2 separate regions of the Homo sapiens genome follow, and region 2 is linked to region 1. The links are chromatin loops, found by intact Hi-C in ENCODE. Cell type or tissue: PC-9. All regions are shown on one strand. Each heading gives the region's core, and the rest is flanking DNA. Links, peaks and the distances in the headings are about the cores only.

Region 1 (2,901 bases), core at 122-2,621:
GCCCTAGCAAGTCCTGGTACCCAAGAGCTGCTGCTAGCGATGTGACTTGCCCCACTGGTGGAGACGGTGCAGACCCCAAGCCGGGGCCATTCGGTGGAGGCCTCGCTCTGGGTCCAGCTCCACGCGGCACCATGAACAATAACTTCTGCCGGGCTCTGGTGGACCGGAGGCCTCTGGGGCCCCCCAGCTGCATGCAGCTGGGCGTCATGCCCCCTCCCCGGCAGGCGCCCCTGCCCCCCGCCGAGCCCCTGGGCAACGTGCCCTTCCTGCTGTACCCGGGCCCAGCAGAGCCGCCCTACTACGACGCCTATGCGGGGGTGTTCCCCTACGTGCCCTTCCCCGGCGCCTTCGGGGTCTACGAATACCCCTTCGAGCCAGCCTTCATCCAGAAGCGCAACGAGCGCGAGAGGCAGCGAGTCAAGTGCGTCAACGAGGGCTACGCTCGCCTCCGCGGCCACCTCCCCGGCGCCCTGGCTGAGAAGCGACTCAGCAAGGTGGAGACGCTGCGCGCCGCCATCCGCTACATAAAGTACCTGCAAGAGCTGCTGAGCTCGGCCCCCGACGGCTCGACGCCCCCCGCTTCCCGCGGCCTCCCGGGCACCGGGCCCTGCCCCGCGCCGCCCGCCACCCCCCGTCCCGACCGCCCTGGCGACGGCGAGGCCCGGGCGCCCTCCTCCCTGGTGCCGGAGTCATCCGAGTCCTCCTGCTTCTCCCCGTCGCCTTTCTTGGAGTCGGAGGAATCCTGGCATTGATCGGGCCTGTGGCCGCCCCCGGCTTGGAGGATGATCCGCCGGCCCCGTCCCACTTTCGGGAGCAGCGGGAGGCTGTTGGGTCACCCGCGATGCGCCGCAGGACGGTGACTGTAGGAGGTCCGCGGCGCTCCCGTGTCTGCGACACCCTCCCTCCTCCACCAGCTTGGGGCGGAAGTGCAGGGCAGCGGGTACGATGGGCACGATAGAGACCTAGGAGCTCCGTGGGTGAAGCGAGGGGCAGGGCCTGGGACTGCTCCGGGCGTCCTGCGTCCCCTCCGGGGTGCAGAGGGGCTCCCCAGGACGGTCATCCCTGGGTCTGGCTCCCGCTCGGCCTCAGGTGGCTCTGCTCCGTCCTTCCTTGCCGCAGGCGCAGTCCAGTCTCTGCGAGTCCCCGGGATGCGAGCCCGACTTTGAGCCCTCGGTTACCATGCCACTGCTCTCCACCAGATGGCCTCAGATACTAGCGACTTCTTTGGGAGCACGCTTACTCCTCGAGAAAGGAACCCAGAGGAAGGGATGGGAGGCCAGATTGCTGCTGGCGCTCAGCCCAGACCGAACCTACAGACTCAGCAGAGGCGACCTGTGTGCCCCGGTGGCGTTCTCTGGCTTCCTGGGTTGGGAGGGGGGGTTACTCCCTCCCCGCATCCCCCCCATGAGGTCGTCTAGTTTTGTCCCAGGTTGGGTGGGGACTGTGGTTTTTTTCCCTCAGACTGTAAGCCTTGGGGGAGGGGGGCGTGCATATAGGTACATAGGCACTGCGTCGGCACCAAAGAGCTAAATAAAAGGATTGTTGAATTTTCTCATTCCTAGATCATTGTCTACCCTCACCCTTCCTGGTGCCCCTTTCTTATTCTCACTCCCAGCCCAGAGTACTTGCTGGGAGGATATGTGGGGTTCGCTGTTAGCTCAGCACATTTAAGATTCAGTGTTGTTAGCTCAGGCGTTCAATGAATTTTTTTTTTTTTTTTTTTTTTTTTGAGACAGGTTTTGCTCTGTTGCCCAGACTGGAGTGCAGTGATTCAATCCCTGCTCACTGCAACCTCCTTCTCCTGGGTTTGAGCAATTCTCCTGCCTCAGCCTCCAGAGTAGCTGGGATTATAGGTGCACACCACCACGCCCGCTAATCTTTGGTATTTTTAGTAGAATGCGGGTTTCACCATGTTGGCCATGCTGGTCTCGAATTCCTCACCTCAAGTTATCTACCTACCTTGGTTTCCCAAAGTGCTGGGATTACCGTGGCTATCCTCAATGAACTTTTCTTTTTGAGACAAGGTCTCACTCTGTCTCACTCTGTCATCCAGGCTGGAGTGCAGTGGCCAGATCTTGGCTCATTGCAGCCTCAACCTCCCAGGCTCAACTGATCCTCCCACCTTGGCCCCCCTAGTAGCTGGGACTACAAACACACACCACCATACCCTGCTAATTTTTGTATTTTTTGTAGAGACAGAGTTTCACTACGTTGCCCCGACTGGTCTTGAAGTCCTGAGCTCAAGCCATTCTCCCACCTCAGCCTCCCAAAGTGTTGGGATTACAGGCGTGAGCCACCATGCCTGGCCTCAGTGAACATTTACAGGGAGCATAGTACATAGGGGGACTGTGCAGAGAAGGGGCCAGAGTCCCAGAGATAATGCACACAACCTTTACACCTGTAGGGATGGGAGGAGATGGGGAAGAAAGATACACAGCAGATGCTCCACAGTGAGGCAGGTGCTATGCCAGAGGTGTGCACACTCAGGGTTGTTCTGGGAGCCTTCTAGCCCACTGGAGAGGGGTTTACTGTTTCTCTGACATGGGATTGCTTGTGGGGGTGGGTTGAGGGTATGCTTGGGGAGTTTTGGCTGATGGTGCAGATACTGAGATGGGTAGGGGCTGCTGTGGAGCTGTCCTGACTTAGGCTGCCCAGTGCCTTCTCCAGACAATGTCATGGGGCTGAGGAGGGGTAAGCCTAATTTTGGCATGAGGGGGCCACTCTGCAGTTTGAGGTTCCATATCCAAGGCTACCTATTCCTGACCTCTGTTGCCCCAGGCTTGAAACCTTCCATCCTGTCTCCCTCTCCCACTGCCCCTGCCCCATCCCAGGCCTGTGTGTAAGTTCTTCCCCCGACCCACCCCACCCTCCTCAGGGGACAGATTGGGAAGTCACTGGCTG
Region 2 (2,901 bases), core at 194-2,693, 71 kb before region 1:
TTCCACTGTTACACAACTAGTAAGTGATTGAGAAAAGATGTAAACCAGGCCATCTGATTCTACTACACTTCTACTTCCTGCCCTAGATATCGGATTCTTTAAAAATAGACATAGTCTCACATTTTGCAGGCTTCATGGCTATATTCTTTTAATCATCAATGTTAGCCTCAAAAGATCTAACAGGGCCTATCAGAAGTTGAGAAGGACCTGGCCACTTGCAATTTTTGAGTCTTCTGGTATTTTTTTAAAAGAAGAAAATAGGACTAGAAATAATGGGTAGTACATTTAAAATATTTACATCAAACCACTTAAAACTTTTATAAATCCTGTAATAGTCTGTGAAAAGCATGATTACACTGCAAGGCATTTTGTGTCTGTGAGTTAAAATGGTTCATTCCTGATGCCCTACCAGTAGGGTAATAGTGTTTACCAGGAATAAACACTATTTGTGGTTAAAGGCATAAAATGAGTATTCTCTTCTTTCATTTCCATCAGTGGTTTTTCTATGACCGTGTGGATAACTCATTTGTATATAGTGTTGGTCTCTTCAAGAAGCACCCCATCCCCATTGCCATGACAGGCTCTGTCTAGGGCAGGAGCCCAGCAAGGGAGGCAGGTCTGCAGGAGGTTAGAGGAGGCTCTGCCTCACCCCTTCCAGGCCCTGGCTCTCTCCGCACAGTGGCTCCAGCTCACAATGGCCTTGGAAGACTGGCCTAGAGGCTGGCAGAGAGGAAGGAGGTAGCAAGTCGCTGGGAAAAAGGTGCCCTTCTACCCATCTCTCCCAAGAGCGGTGAGGAGGCTGGGGCTGTTGCCCCCACAGCTCAGAGCAGCCATGCCACGTGCCTCTGACAACCACCACTGCTACTTCTCCTAGTGGCCCTGGGCCTCGCAGCAAGAGGCTTTATGCTGGCAGGAGATGGGGAGGGGTGGGACTGCAGAACCCACCTTGCGGTCCCCTGGAATCCTCACCCAGCTCTCAGCTAAGTCACTGCCCTGAGCAACTCTTAGAACCCAGGGCTGAAAGCCATTTTCTCAGGTGCAGAAACAGAGTCCAAAAGGAGCTAGAATGCTGGGTAAGTAGCAGTGAGGCAATTTGGAGGAGCCAGCCACCTTGAGTTGGGAGACCCTGAGGCAGACTGGGGCAGGGGAGCCAGGAGACCCGAGTCCTGGAACTGTCTCCTGGAAGCCCCAAGCCGGACAACCTGACTCAGACTCTTCTATTAGAAACAGACTCTGTCAGGCTGGATTTGGAGTGGAGTTGCTCTTCCATGCTGAAGAGGGCACTCTCCTGCCCATGCATAGAGCCTGGCTTATGACAAATCTGAACTCTTCCCGGCATCCAGAGCATTACACCAACCAACACTCTCACCGCTGACCTCCCAGCGTGTTCCCTCCAACTCAGGCAGGCTGGCCTCTCGTCCCCACTGCGTTCTCCCTCCTGCCTGGAATGCTGACCTCCCTGCCCTCCTGTGGTCACCATATTAAGTGGCATTTCTATGTGACTGCATTAATTCACCTCAGTTTTTAGGTCTCAGTCTGTCTTGCAGACACTCTGTCTCCTTCTGAGTCCTGGGAATTTCCCAAGAGCCAGAATTGCCTCTCCTTCTATTTCACCTTTCCACAGCCCACCACACCCAAGGACACGGCTCTGATCACAGAAGCTTTATGACAAGGCAGTTTCTTTTGAGCCCGGAGTCGGGAGATGCTCAGAAGCTATATAGGCCCTTTCCCATCCCCACCCTGCAAGGAAGAGTTCCCTTTAAGTAAAAGACAGTCCTGGCTAAACATGTGTTTAGCAGATTCCCAAAAACAAGCTTCAAGCAGGTCATATTTCTTGACATGACAGGAAGGAGCCCATTACCAACAGGACCACCCACATCCAGGCAAGCTGTAAAGTGTCATTTGTACTTTGCTATGGAGTTTGGCACTTATTTTGGAGTGGATGAGGAGTCATGGGAGGCTCTCAGGCAGAGAGATAACATATTTGTATGCTAGAAAGAGCCCGTGGGTGGTGTGCATTGGTTAGATTGGAGTAGAAAAAATTCTGAAACCAGGACTTGACTCTCAAGTGTAGGGGCCATGTCTCCTACATCAGACTGGGGGCTCCCAGGGGCAGGGACAGGGACTCCCAACCCCTGTGCTCAAGCCTGGGCACACGCTCAGGGAAAGCTTAATGCCTGTGGACTGATTTACCTGAGGTGAAAATTGAGGCTGATGGGGACATAACTTATTTCCAGGAACCCTCACTCCCCCTGGCCAGCCTAGAAATGGACCCTGGGGATGCAACCATGGGATACAATCCCCCTGCCTCCAGCGTGGCTCCTTCCCTGGATCATCTCTCCTCTTTCTGGCACCAATTTCCTAAATTCCCAGCAGCCCAGCCACACACAGCTGGTGGTAAAGATCAGGCTGAAACCCCATCCCTGCCCAGTGGCTTGGCCCTGGGATACTGAGCCAAAGCAGAACACCGCGGGCAGGACAGGCTGAGGGCTGGGCAGGCAGCGGCTGGGGCCTGCTGGGCACCGCAAGTCCTTGGGAAGCCCAGCCATGGGGAGGAAAGGTGGCTGACACTCCCCTGCCTAAGAAACATGGGGACAGGACCCTCCCATAAGGGCTAGTGAGGAGACAGTTCCTGCCCACAAGAGGCTTAGCCTCAGGCTTCCACCTAGGATGGCAGAGGAAAAACTCAGTCTTCTGATTGAAGAGACACGATCTTCACTATCAGGTCACCATTAAGTGGTATCTGTCATTGCTATGGTCGGCTCCGACAGCCAGTCCTGTCCATGACAAGTAGAAATGGAAGCTCACAGGTATTAAGGATCTACAGTGGGCGACCGTGCAAGGCACTTGGCACTGTGCAATTCTCTCTTTAATTATCTCATTTCATTTTACTGTTTCCGC

The links. Peaks named below come from ENCODE experiments on the same cell type or tissue, not always from the same donor. Only the 100,000 strongest peaks of a DNase experiment are listed, where the experiment ranks them.
Region 2: it touches region 1 in a loop (7-fold over the local background); 6 of 110 quality-filtered maps call a loop at or near these places.

Annotation. Positions count from the first base shown.
Region 1 is chr1:201,112,603-201,115,503 of GRCh38, reverse strand. ASCL5 (achaete-scute family bHLH transcription factor 5) reads left to right here. Exons shown (of 2, transcript NM_001270601.2): 2 at 1-1,561. The coding sequence starts at 132. The coding sequence ends at 752. Among named protein-coding and RNA genes, the nearest start is that of CACNA1S, 1.6 kb to the right of the region's middle. RefSeq lists an enhancer at 1-251 and a silencer at 902-951. In PC-9, for the core only: CTCF peaks have their summits at 986 and 1,185 (motif pointing right); a DNase peak (open chromatin) is centred at 1,193; H3K4me3 peaks cover 1,172 bases.
Region 2 is chr1:201,183,478-201,186,378 of GRCh38, reverse strand. No RefSeq gene overlaps it. Among named protein-coding and RNA genes, the nearest start is that of IGFN1, 5.9 kb to the left of the region's middle. In PC-9, for the core only: a CTCF peak has its summit at 1,288; a DNase peak (open chromatin) is centred at 1,288.